Linked DNA regions of Mus musculus: regions 1, 3 and 4 are each linked to region 2. The links are chromatin contacts, found by POLR2A ChIA-PET in ENCODE. All regions are on one chromosome and are shown on one strand. Each heading gives the region's core, a stretch centred on a gene start or an enhancer-like site at or near the end of the contact. The rest is flanking DNA. Distances are from core to core; before and after follow the strand shown. Region 1 holds the start of Zbtb3 (zinc finger and BTB domain containing 3). Region 2 holds the start of Eef1g (eukaryotic translation elongation factor 1 gamma). Region 3 holds the start of Snhg1 (small nucleolar RNA host gene 1). Region 4 holds the start of 1700023D09Rik (RIKEN cDNA 1700023D09 gene).

Region 1 (2,792 bases), core at 259-2,758, 160 kb after region 2:
TCAAAAGCCTCTGCCTGTGAGGGCTGTCCCCCATACACTGCTCCTCCAGGTGGGAACAGCCCTTCAGATCTGTGGGGCTGTTCCTCTGACAAGTCAGCCTCCTCATCAGAGATCACAATAGCTTCTACTTTTACCTGGACCAGTTCAGCTTCAACTGGGGCTGGAGCCTGGGATAGAACTGGGGCTGGCGCTGGGGGTGGGGCTGGAGCTGGGGGATAGAAGCCTTGCAATGGTCCTCCAGTATCCCTTGGTTCCACCACCCTCAGACTCTCAGGAACCACATCAAGAGGAGTCAAGGGCTCCACCGAAACTCCTGGAAGGCCAGAAGAGAAGTAGTTTACAGGAATGGTCTCTGTAGAGCTACTTGGGCTGGCAAGAGAGACGGAGACATCAGCCACTGGTGGAGGAGGTGCCCGAAGATGTGATGAGTCAACTTCCATGCTTGGTTGTGTAGTGTCTGCCCCCCCAGATACTGGTGGCTCATCTGCAGGATGAGCAATGGGTAAGGGAGTGGCTGGACCCTTCCATTCCTCTTTGTTCCAGCGGGCTGACGGTTCAACAGATGCCAGTAAAGGCTGTGGGCCTCGAGAACTGCCTGACAAAAACTCCAGACTAGCAGGATTGGTTTCCTCTTCCTTCTTGGTACTGTCTGCCTCTGCCAGAGCTCGGGCCTGCAATCGTTGCTTACAAACCTTAACAATGTCATTCATGTGCAAGTAGCTGGCAGCTGCCAGCACATCTTCTAGAGGAGTATCTCCCCTAAGGGCCAGCTGGCCAGCATACATAAAGTCCAAAAGCAACCCAAAGGCTGGGGCCGTGACAATCTCATTGTGAATACACACCAGGTCCCTCTTGTCCAATTCCCGCTCCTTGTAGAAAAGCTGAAAGAATGGGCTGCAGGAGGCCAGCACAGCCCGATGGGCCAAGAACTGGGTACTACCAACCATCACAGTGCAGTCACAAAGGAAACCCTGGGACCGTTGCTCCCGCAGGCTCTGAAGCAGCTGCTGACTGTGTTCTGGGAACTCCATAGCACCCCAAGGAGGGAAGGGTGCCCAAGAGAGTTCCCTACCACTGACTCCCTGGGAAGAAAGGACAGTAAATTAGGTAACTTCCATAGCAACCTCCACATCAGCCCTTAAATAGAGCTGACCACCCAAGGCCTCTGGCAACATGCTGTCCCCCACCCCCAACCATGTTTCAGTTAACTGCCCTTCTTTTTCCACTATCCCACCCAAAGACCTGTTGGCTCCGCCCCCTGAGCCTAACCTTAGGAATCGTCCCCGCCCCTATTCGAAAAAAAGCCCTGCCCCCGGAAGTCCCGCCCCCTAAGCAGCCTGTGCTTCCTCGATTCTCAGCCGGTGCCTTACAATGAGTCCTCCAACTAGGACTGTCTTTTGCGCCCAAGCTTTCCCGGGTGATGCCTTCACGCCCCAGACCCGGAACTTCCTGCGCTTTTCCCTCTCGAACTCCAAGGCTAAGGACTCCCAACGTAGGAACTAGCAGAGAAAGCTGAGCCCTCACCCACGACCTAGCAGCTACTAGGAGAGCTCCGCCTCTTCCCACCTCCGCTATCTTAATTGGCTCAAGCTTGCCCTCTCTTGTTGTGGATTGGCTCACTGTGAGCTACCCCGCCCCTCGATAACCGGCTTCTCCAAATGGGCAATCCCTGCCATTGCTCAGGCGTCGAGGCTCACAATTGGTTGTTGCTCCTGTCCTAAACTTTTCTTCCTCATCCCGCCTTCCCTCAGAGACCTCAGGATTGGCTGAACTTATTCATCTGTTTCCCATAGGGAAATTACCCGCCTGGGTGGGGCGAGGTTGGCAGTAACGCAGTGTATTCGGGAGTATACAGCCTGTTTCTGCTGCGGACTACCTAGAAGGAGAACTATAACAAAATGGTGTGATAACCTGTAGGCCCACGTCTAGACCAAGCTCTGCCGAAACAGTGGGCAGTAAGCCACACCTCCCAAAAGTGCAGTTCACTCTTGCAGATCTGGTCCTCGAAAATTACAGGATGCGCCACTAGTTCAGGCTCAGTAGTGGTGTTAGTAACTACCTCTAACTCTATGAAGATGATGGACTGTTCTCTAGGCAAGCCCTAGTAAGGACAGAAATGGGACAGAGTCTAAGGATATCTGTGTTGTTAAAATCTTTTCCCTGAGGGGGGCTGCGATCGGAATGTAAAGTCAATAAGTAGAGAAAACAAAACAAAACAAAAAACTCTTCTGTAAGGTCCCAATGATAAACCAAGGTACTATGCCACTAGTACCTTGGGCCCCTGAGAACTTATTGGCCTTTCTTACAGAGCCTAGGTGAGGGGTTACTTACAGGAGTGTGGGTGAGCCACTTCAGAAGTCCCTGGCTAAAGGGTTTACCCAGCATAATGTTCCTGTAGCCATATAGATGGAGCTCCCTCCCTAAGTCATTCTCCACCTATAGAATTCTGGGTATATATATATATATATATATATATATATATATATATATATATATATATATATATATATATATATATATATATGTATATCAATCAGGTAATATATGTAATATATATATTACACACACACCCAGCCCTGGAGATCCTGGGGTCATGTGCAATTAGGGAACTGGTTGAGGGAAGTGACTGGATACTCAAGTGAGGGTCTCATGACCCTCCACAGCCCCTCATCCTATAAGGGAAAGTCAACAGTCAGCAAGCACAGCTGAGGTGGTCTTCTGCCTGCAGACCCAGCTAAAGTTCTGAGGAGGATGGTAGTTTGCCTCCAAAGATAGTCCTGTTTGGTCCCATA
Region 2 (2,771 bases), core at 132-2,631:
CTCCAGAATAATGGAATTCTAGAGATCCCAGATGCTTCCCCACTCACCTTGCCGGCAGGAAATTTTCGGAGAAATTCAGGGGTGCGGTTGGTTTGGCCAAAGTGGAAGTGGGGTGGTGCGGAGAGCACGCGGACCTGAGCCCCGCTGTACTGAGCAGCGATGAGGGCCTTGAAGGCCCTCCAATTTTCAGGGTATGTGTACAGGGTCTACAAGAGAAAGGGTGAAGGATGGACTAGAGGCAAGGAACCCTGAATGCCACTCCCCACGCACACTTCCATGCAATTCCAATGTGCACAGCTTAGATTCACTCCTAGTGAACCGAGTATGCCCCATGTAATCAGAGTCCTCTGAAATACCAAGAAGAACATCCCAGCTGCTAAATAAAGCTTACCGACAGATGTGACCTCTCTTAAGGACATCTCTAGAGGCATTCTTCCCTTCAAAACTTCTGGTCCCATCTGCCTAAACACACGAACACTCACACCCATCTCTCCCAGAACCCTTGTTTCATTCATTGGCGGTGACCCGGAGTCTAACTACTTCCAGGCTGCTATCACTTCAAAAGCACACACACAGACCAAGGGATTTCAAAGTTCCCCTCAGAATCGACACGCTGAATTCTAATGTTCATCAGTTATTCTTCCTGAAATGCCTTTCTTTGCACATGGCGAATTAGCAACCCTCTGGTCCTGTCCTGCAGTGAGTTCCCAGTTGTCTCCCTACTAAAATCTCACCAGCAGGGTCCATATGGGCTCACTTCACCCCCCCTTTATTCCTCTGGCTCCCAAACCTCCCCGAAGGTCAACTCCCAACGTGCCAGTCGCCCCTTCCCACAAAGACCCTCTCCTTTCCACGTCCTCGTTGTTGTCCCACAAAACGGTGGCAAAAGTTCCACCAACCTGCTCAGACGCCACACCTCAAAATGGCAGTGAGGTTAAACACTTTTTAAAGGTCCAGACAATGGAGACCCAGCATCTTTTTTCTCCTCAACCCCAGAACGTTCCACCTCTAGCCTCTGAGCCCCAGCCTCAGTTCCCCTCCAGGCCCTAGAAACCATGCTCTCCGACCGTACGGCTTGTGAACCCCAGATCGGCTCGCGGCTTGGGTCTGAAACTCCCCTGGCGCCGACTGGCCCCACTCAGGCAAAGGATGGCGGTGGATAGGGTGACCCTAATCACCGGAGCCGGCAAACTTACCCCAGCCGCCATGGTGATTCCGCAGAGAAAGGGGGTGGGGCTGTCGGTGCTGCCGCAAAGTAAGCCGCAAAGGAGACAAGGGAGGAGGAAAGGAGAGAGCAGTGTGGAAACAGCGGCCGGAAAGCGAGGACGGCATAAAAGGCATACGCACGACAGTTCCGTCTACAGCCCCGCTGAGTTGGAAAAAGCGAGGGGTGGGGCCCGCAGCCTGGAGCGCAGAGAGCGGGCGCCTGCGTAGTATAACTCTGGACGATCCTGCCCCGCCCGCGTCGCCGACCAATCGGAAGCCTGATAGGAGACGGAGCTCACCCAGGGAGGGGAAAAGTGTGAGAACCCGGCGGAAGCACCGCCCCTCGAAGGCTGGTATCTGGAACCCGTGACAAACTACAGGAACTGCCTTAAGGAAGGGGTGGCAATTTACTGAATTCCTTTTGTTCCTGTTCGGGTTTTTTCTGTAAAGGGTCTGTCTGTTCAGCTGGGGCCCACGGCCGAAAACATCTGAAAGTAGGTCTGCTCCGATTAAACTCCGTGCTGTTAAAACTTACACAACAAAGCAGCACGGACCAACTTGCCACGTCACCAGCACCACTCAGGCTTGGCTGCGCCCCAGAGGGTCGGGTAAGGCAGCCCAGTTCTGATACAATAGTTTACACATATCCAAATTTGAAAATAAATCTTGACTCCAGCTTATGGGCAATTTGAACTCTCTTTCACGTTAAAGGATAGAAAAGACAAACCCTAAACCCAAATTTGTGGTTCCCATCACCTGGAGCAGCAGGACAAGTCTCGTGTGGGCAAAGGTTGTTCTCAGAAATCAGTGCCTTTGCCTCGTGGAGGTGGCACTCCCTAGGAAAGTGCTGGCAAGTGGGAAGGAGAGCTCTGAAGTGGAAGTCATAGGACTGTTTTAGAGTAGTCAGGCCAGAAGCTACATTGAGGCAAAGAAAAAAGGCGTTACCAGGAGGAAAACAAAGACCTCGTAATGGTCTTATGAGGGAGTATGCAAAAGAACATTAAATGTCTGTATGAAATAAACTAGCAGCTTTATTGTTTTTGAGGTTTGGTTCCTCACTTGAGGAGATTTTTAAGTGCTTGAGGGATAAAACCCTGTAGAAAATGATGAAGACCAGGGAACAGGCCTTGGGAGTCCTGGAGTGGGGCCACAGTGAGTGTCTGCTCAGCCTGGGAGGCAGATGCCACAAAGCTGAGGAGGGGCTCCCCCGGCGGCCTCTCTTGCTCACTATTGGGTCCTTTTAGTTCCTGGGTCACACGAGCTTCCATTGCCAGCCACTCTGCTCCTGTGGTGGGACCTCCTCTACCTTCTTCCTTGGTTTGTTGCTGTAATCGTCTCCGGGCACGCCGCCTCCCCTGCCATACTTGGTGCCACAAGGCACAGCGCCAGCTCACTGATGATGGGTGTGATGCCTCCTTCCCTGTCTCACCCTGAGACCCTTCTCCAGCCACTTCAGGTTTCATGGGATTATGCTCAGCTGCCTTGTCTAGACAGTTTGCAGTCATCAGGGGCAACTCCTCCTCTGGTGGTCCCGAGTGCAACAAGGCCCAGTCCTGAGGTGTCTC
Region 3 (2,753 bases), core at 207-2,706, 240 kb after region 2:
GCCATCAGAACTCTAACATGCTATAAATTCACACCTTCACGGAGTGTTCAGTGTCATCATTTCAAATCATCTGACAGTTGAGTTTTTAAGAGAACAAAGGCCTTAACATAATGTGTCCTCTAGAAATACAAATAGTAAGCAGCAAAAAAGTGTTGTGCTGCTTCAATGTCTGTCTTGACTATTTTCCCTAGGGAAACCCTAAGCTCTACTTGGACAATTACCTGCACTCATCCTGGGAGGTAGCTCGAACTCTTCATGTTGTCACAGCACCCTGGAAACAGAGAAACAATGTCATTTTTAAATGTAATCACAGCCACCTCAGCACCTTCTTTCTTCAGCCCATTTCAGTAGTAAGATGACATCATTGCAACTCAGCCATATGCTTGTCATTTACATTGTTCATCATTAAGTGGCCATCTAAATATGTTCCCTAAGGAAGCACCAACCATCAATACCTACCTGACTACAAGCAAAACGTGTTATTTGTAAAATTGAACAGGCCTGGCTCCAAAGTGTAAAGGGCTTTGAGATGAACCACATCTAGAACAGAAAAAAAAAACCCCAAACTTCAATAAAAGACTTTATGCCAAACAATCCAAATACCTGCCACAGATTGTGCTACTCAGAGAATTTTTGTTTTCTCCACTAAACCATCAGAAAGAGAGAGTTCAGTTTTCATATCATCCCCGTAGCACACACACAACTTATACTCAACAACCAAAAAAATCTGGTAAAACCATTAACACTACTTACTCTGAAAAGAGAGCGTACACCCATCCTTTTGTAAGGTGGCACCTCAAACCTGTAGAGAAGTTAGCATCGGGTTACTTCTACACCAAGAAATCTCTAAAGGATGAGAAGGCTGTGATGTAGGGCCAGCCTCCTCAGAGTTACTTATCCTCACAGATATATCAGTACAGGTCTGTGAAAAGGTCCTCATCATAGGGGGTGGCCTTGCACTGCCGCCACCATTTTGTCCTTCACAAAATCCTGTCATCTTTAGGTCTTGAATGCCCTAACATGGTCTCCCCGCTAAGACTACGGAACAGATTACCAAAGTCCACATTTATTAACGCTGCCCACGAGGGTCTTTTAAATCACCAGAAATAAACATTACGTAAGAAAATACAGGCGGCGGTTCACAACAGTGACAGATAGGTGTTTGTGATAAAAGCCAGCCGCAGTTATAGGAAAGCTGATTAAGAGAAAGACAAGAGCCAGGCGTGGTGGCGCACGACTTTAATCGCAGCACTCGGGTGGCAGAGGCAGGCGGATTTTAGTTCGAGGCCACCCTGGTCTATAAAGTGAGTTTCAGCAGGACAGCCAGGACTATACAGAGAAACCCTGTCTCGAAAAACCAAAAAAAAAAAAAAAAAGAGAAAGACAAGAAAAAAACAAAGTGAAAACTACAGCACATAAAGACGTAGAGTACTTACCCCGAACAAGGAAAAATGAGGCCGACAAGAACAACGTGTGGCCTATAAATAGCATCTCGCAAAGGCCCACGGGATTTGGAGGTGGGACTAGGACTCACGCAGGCGCTAAGGTAAGCGGTGTGCGAGCCGGAGGAATTGTGGGTAGAGGAATCCGCCCAAAGGGGCGTGCGGAGAGCTCCGCCTCTGATTTTGCAGCGCGAAAAAGAGGCGCAGGCGCTTTAGGGGAGTGCGACGCTACGCCTTTGGCGCTGCGGCTAGGCGGTTCTTACTCACTGCGGGTAAAACGTCATCGCTGGAGATTTTGGTTCGCGACCCATACAGCTCGACTGTCTGGGTCACAACTACCAATATCCATACGTTGAGGCGATTTCTCACCCTCACTCACGCTAAGCCGCGTGTTGATCCATCTCTATGGATCCTGAACCTACTGAACACTCCACCGACGGTGTCTCGGTTCCCCGCCAGCCGCCCAGCGCGCAGACGGGGCTTGATGTCCAGGTTGTCAGCGCAGCGGGCGACTCAGGTACTGGGCCCTGGGCTGAGCTCGGTTGGATTTTCGCTTCCTTGCATGAAGCCTTTTAGGGAAACCCAGTCGGGACTAGAAGCCCTACGTCATTCTGGAGACCGATTTTTGTGTTTTGCTTCCTGGTCTATTTTCGCCATGTTCTTGGCCCGGATTGAATGAAGTAGGGCCAGCATTTAGATGTCATTTATGGAGCATGTTGCATGTTTTGTTTTTAGCAGTGCTATAGATTAAAGCTGCTGCTATGTGCATGTGTAGATAAGTGCTATACTACTGAGGCTGACAATTCTCCACACAACTGGGCTTACCGTTTAAAGCACCCAATATGAGTTAATATTCCACACTCCTAAAAGTTAGGGATAACCCTCATTTTATGCATGGGTGGTCTTAGATATAAAGAGCTCTGGGGGGAACAATCATTAGAATTTACCAGTTTTCTAAGTCGCAGCTATAGACTGGTTATTGAGAGTGTGCAGTAGCATTATAGTCATATGCATATAGCAAACATCTATATGCAGAAGCTTGCCTTTCGAACAATTATCATTACTCTCATACTAATTGCTCTTCTGCATGACCTCACTTAATAATCCAAGTTGGAAGGTGGTAAGGTACAGTTATGGGTGAGAAGCTCGGGTCCCAGAGAGGTTAAGTCATTTGCTGACTGTTACCCAGATAAACAGTATCAGATCCAAGGTATAAATCCAGGCAGCCTGATTTCAAAATCAGCACTTGCAGAAGACCCTGGTTCAATTCCCAGCTAGTAGCCATCTGCAGTTCCAGTTCCAAGGGATCCA
Region 4 (2,982 bases), core at 213-2,712, 210 kb after region 2:
GTTCTATTTATTTTCCTTTTTGCCAGACCTTGAGTTTAACTCTAGGAGCCCAACCCCCCCAAAAAAAAGTAAAAGTCTATGCAATACCGAACTTGGGAAGCTGACACAGGGAGACTGACTGAGGCCAGCCTGGGATACTAGGGCTGACCCTGTAAGGGAGAATTAGCCTTCCCTAGGGATGAATTCCCTAAATGGTTATCCAATCCCAAATGGTAAGCTTTAGAAACAAATATATACACATTAACACTAAATGGGCTCTGCATGTTGGATGAATTTGGGGAGAGAGTTGACAATGGGAATGGCTAGAGAAAGGAGACCAAGTAATTATATTTGAATTAAAATAAAGGTTCATTGGGTAGCTATTTTTCAGGCCTGGATAAATCATCAGTATTACACAAATACAAAAAAGGTATAACTTTCAAAGAAATCCACCTAATATCTAGCATCCTCTAAACAACGATCCTCTCCAAGCAACCCTAGTAAAAAGGAATACATTAAGAGACAGTGAAACTACGGTTCACGGAAGAAAATTCCCACTCCAGTTACTGTGTTCTAGGCACTTGGTAGAAATTATTTCATACGCACACAAACGCACACGCACATGCACACAAACTTGGGAGACAGGTACCCACATGAAAGAGGCGGAAAACAAGGCCTGAAAGTTTAACTCACTCGGGTTTAGTACAGCCAACTCCAGATTCAAACCTCAGCTGTCATAGTGTCCTAACCACCACAATGAATTAACATGTCAGGATAGGTGTTCCGACTAGAAATTTGATAAACAATAAGCAGCAAGCTACAAGAACAGACTGATCGTATCACAAAAAGAAAAAGAAAAATAGGGCACCAGGGTAGCCCACGACCAAGCGACTACTGACTCACATTTAAAGGAAGAGTCGGGCCGCCAAACTGAACTGACAGGCATCAACCACCCTCAAAGTTGAAAGGAATCTTGTCACCCCACCCCTGAGCCACAGGTTCTCCAACGCCTGAATCCGGGCGACTCTGGAGCCCCTGGGTCCCGCGGCGCCCCGCGCCCCCTGCCCGCGCGGCCACCGCTACCTACGGACGTAGGGCTCCTCGCGGCCTCCCGCCCCCGGGCTGAGGCCTAGGCCAGGGCCGCCCACCCCAACCCACCGCGTCGCCTCCCGGCCCGAGGCCCCGCACTGACCGTTGTATGACTTCCCTTCGTCCGCCATGGCACAGGCAGGTACAGGGGCGGGCTCAGGCGCAGAACCTGACGCCACCAAACGCCAAGGAGCCTTAGCGCTCAGGACAGAATCTCTCCTACGACCGGCGCCACCGCATTTATCCGGCGAAGCACGTCGCGCGCCGCCGACGTCCCCAGGATGTGGGCGGTGCCGCGGGACGTGAACGCGCTCTCTGAGCCTGCGCAGAAGCAGGGCGGCCGCTCGGGGGCGTGGCCAGGCCCTCCGAGGCCCGCCCACGGCCGGAGCTCCGGCCGGATGGCCTATCGGCCGGCCCCGCCTTCCTATTTCTTCGCTGGCCCGGTCCCGGAGCTAAACCCTCTGCGTTAGCACTGAACTCAAGAGGAGCAGGGTCGAGGGCTACACACAAGAATGGAGACCTGGCCTCTGAACGGGAGTAACGGCCCACAGTCCCCGCCGGTGGGATCCCGGCAGCGAGTAAGTCGCAGCTCAGTTCCTTGCCAGCCGCTGGCCTATGCCCTCTTAGCTTTTCTCATCTCCACGACGAATTATGACGAAATAGAAAATTGGAATGTAAGCCCCACTGGAGCAGGAACCTTAACTAATGCGAACTTTTCTTCCTCCAGCACAGTATCATGCCCAGTGTGAAACCCAAGTGTGAATTAAACGAAATCCTGTCCTTCGTAGGTTTTTAAATTGACTAATGAAAAAAGGTCTTTTAAATTGACTAATGAAAAAAAAAGTCAAGTCGGGTGTAGTGGAGCAGGTCTTTAAACCCAGCATTTGGAAGGCAGAGGCAGGCAGATCTTTGAGTTTGAGGCCAGTCTTGGCTCTATAGAAATTTCTAGAACAGCCAGAGCTATGTAGAGACCCTTCCTCCAAAAAAAATAAAATAATAAAATAAAATAAAAAAGCTTTAGTCTTACTATCAATACTTTGTCCAGTTCAGAGATAGGGAACACTACATAGACCATCTCAAAACAAAATCAGGGATCTAGTGAGCCTTAAGCCTTGATCTTCACTTCACTCAGTCTGTCATACTGAAGCCTAATTGGTAGACCCAGGTCAGCTAGGTAGGTAGCTAGGGAAAGTTGCTAGTTTTGGGTTTTGTTTCTTGAAACAGGGTTTCTGTGAAACTTGCTTTGTAGACCAAGTTGGCCACAAACTCAAGAAATTCACCTGCTTCCAACTCCCAAGTGTTGACTGAAACTTTAATGTCAAACCCAAGAGCTCTAGGAAACTTTTCTGGTGTGGCTAGGACTATTGCAGCCTTGGATCCAGATGCTGCTGTGGGAGGGGGAAGCAGATGGGGTGCTGGTAGGCATGGAGCATGACTTGATTTGAAGATACAAAACAGGCTCAAACTTATGGGTACTGTCTTGGAAGTTGCCGCCCAATTATGAACCCACTTAGTCCAAAGGAAAACTCTTATGAAGTGCTGCTGTACTTGGCTACTCGCTTCTAGGGGGGAGTTGTGTGTACAGAGCTCCGGAGCTACCCTGCCTATCAGTAGGGGCCCATCAGAGTCACTGACTTAACCCTTTTGGTTCTGGTATTGGGCAGTGGTTAGCTTTTTGCTGAAGTCCCCCCCCCCCCCCCAGAAATGACATCAACACTAGTGAGGCTGACAGTCTTGCTGTAATTGGGAGGAAATAGGCTGCAGCATGTTTGGCATATTGAGAGTCACCAGTAGCCAAAGTCAGGTTTGTGCAGGCAACTGTAGGGCTCAGAGCCCCCTCACCTCACATGGTGAGGAGAAGGCGGCAGTCAAGTTCTAGCTGACCCAGATGATGAAGTTGGTCCCTTGGATACT

Evidence for each region. ChIA-PET counts read pairs that join two places held with the same protein, here RNA polymerase II (POLR2A).
Region 1: POLR2A ChIA-PET joins it to region 2 with 43 read pairs in embryonic stem cell. The contact joins the promoter of Zbtb3 here to the promoter of Eef1g in region 2. POLR2A ChIA-PET finds 5 or more read pairs at or near these places in 4 of 5 experiments (Patski and embryonic stem cell).
Region 3: POLR2A ChIA-PET joins it to region 2 with 66 read pairs in embryonic stem cell. The contact joins the promoter of Snhg1 here to the promoter of Eef1g in region 2. POLR2A ChIA-PET finds 5 or more read pairs at or near these places in 4 of 5 experiments (Patski and embryonic stem cell).
Region 4: POLR2A ChIA-PET joins it to region 2 with 20 read pairs in embryonic stem cell. The contact joins the promoter of 1700023D09Rik here to the promoter of Eef1g in region 2. POLR2A ChIA-PET finds 5 or more read pairs at or near these places in 4 of 5 experiments (Patski and embryonic stem cell).

What each region holds. Positions count from the first base shown.
Region 1 is chr19:8,801,264-8,804,055 of GRCm38, reverse strand. It overlaps Zbtb3 (zinc finger and BTB domain containing 3), which reads right to left and starts at 1,508. Exons shown (of 2, transcript NM_001098237.2): 1 at 1,371-1,508; 2 at 1-1,082. The coding sequence starts at 1,031.
Region 2 is chr19:8,965,651-8,968,421 of GRCm38, reverse strand. Eef1g (eukaryotic translation elongation factor 1 gamma) reads right to left here and starts at 1,381. Exons shown (of 10, transcript NM_026007.4): 1 at 1,197-1,381; 2 at 48-206. The coding sequence starts at 1,208. It overlaps Tut1 (terminal uridylyl transferase 1, U6 snRNA-specific), which reads right to left. Exons shown (of 9, transcript NM_197993.3): 9 at 2,212-2,771. The coding sequence ends at 2,262.
Region 3 is chr19:8,722,190-8,724,942 of GRCm38, reverse strand. It overlaps Snhg1 (small nucleolar RNA host gene 1), which reads right to left and starts at 1,456. Exons shown (of 10, transcript NR_002896.3): 1 at 1,437-1,456; 2 at 754-802; 3 at 460-540; 4 at 222-271. LOC115489078 (a small nucleolar RNA gene) reads right to left here and starts at 950; the gene lies at 879-950. LOC115489084 (a small nucleolar RNA gene) reads right to left here and starts at 692; the gene lies at 618-692. LOC115489083 (a small nucleolar RNA gene) reads right to left here and starts at 411; the gene lies at 342-411. It also overlaps LOC115489082 and a transcript of Slc3a2 not described here.
Region 4 is chr19:8,755,449-8,758,430 of GRCm38, reverse strand. 1700023D09Rik (RIKEN cDNA 1700023D09 gene) reads left to right here and starts at 1,462. Exons shown (of 2, transcript NR_132423.1): 1 at 1,462-1,646. Nxf1 (nuclear RNA export factor 1) reads right to left here and starts at 1,328. Exons shown (of 21, transcript NM_016813.2): 1 at 1,172-1,328. The coding sequence starts at 1,199. Stx5a (syntaxin 5A) reads right to left here. Exons shown (of 10, transcript NM_019829.4): 10 at 2,789-2,982.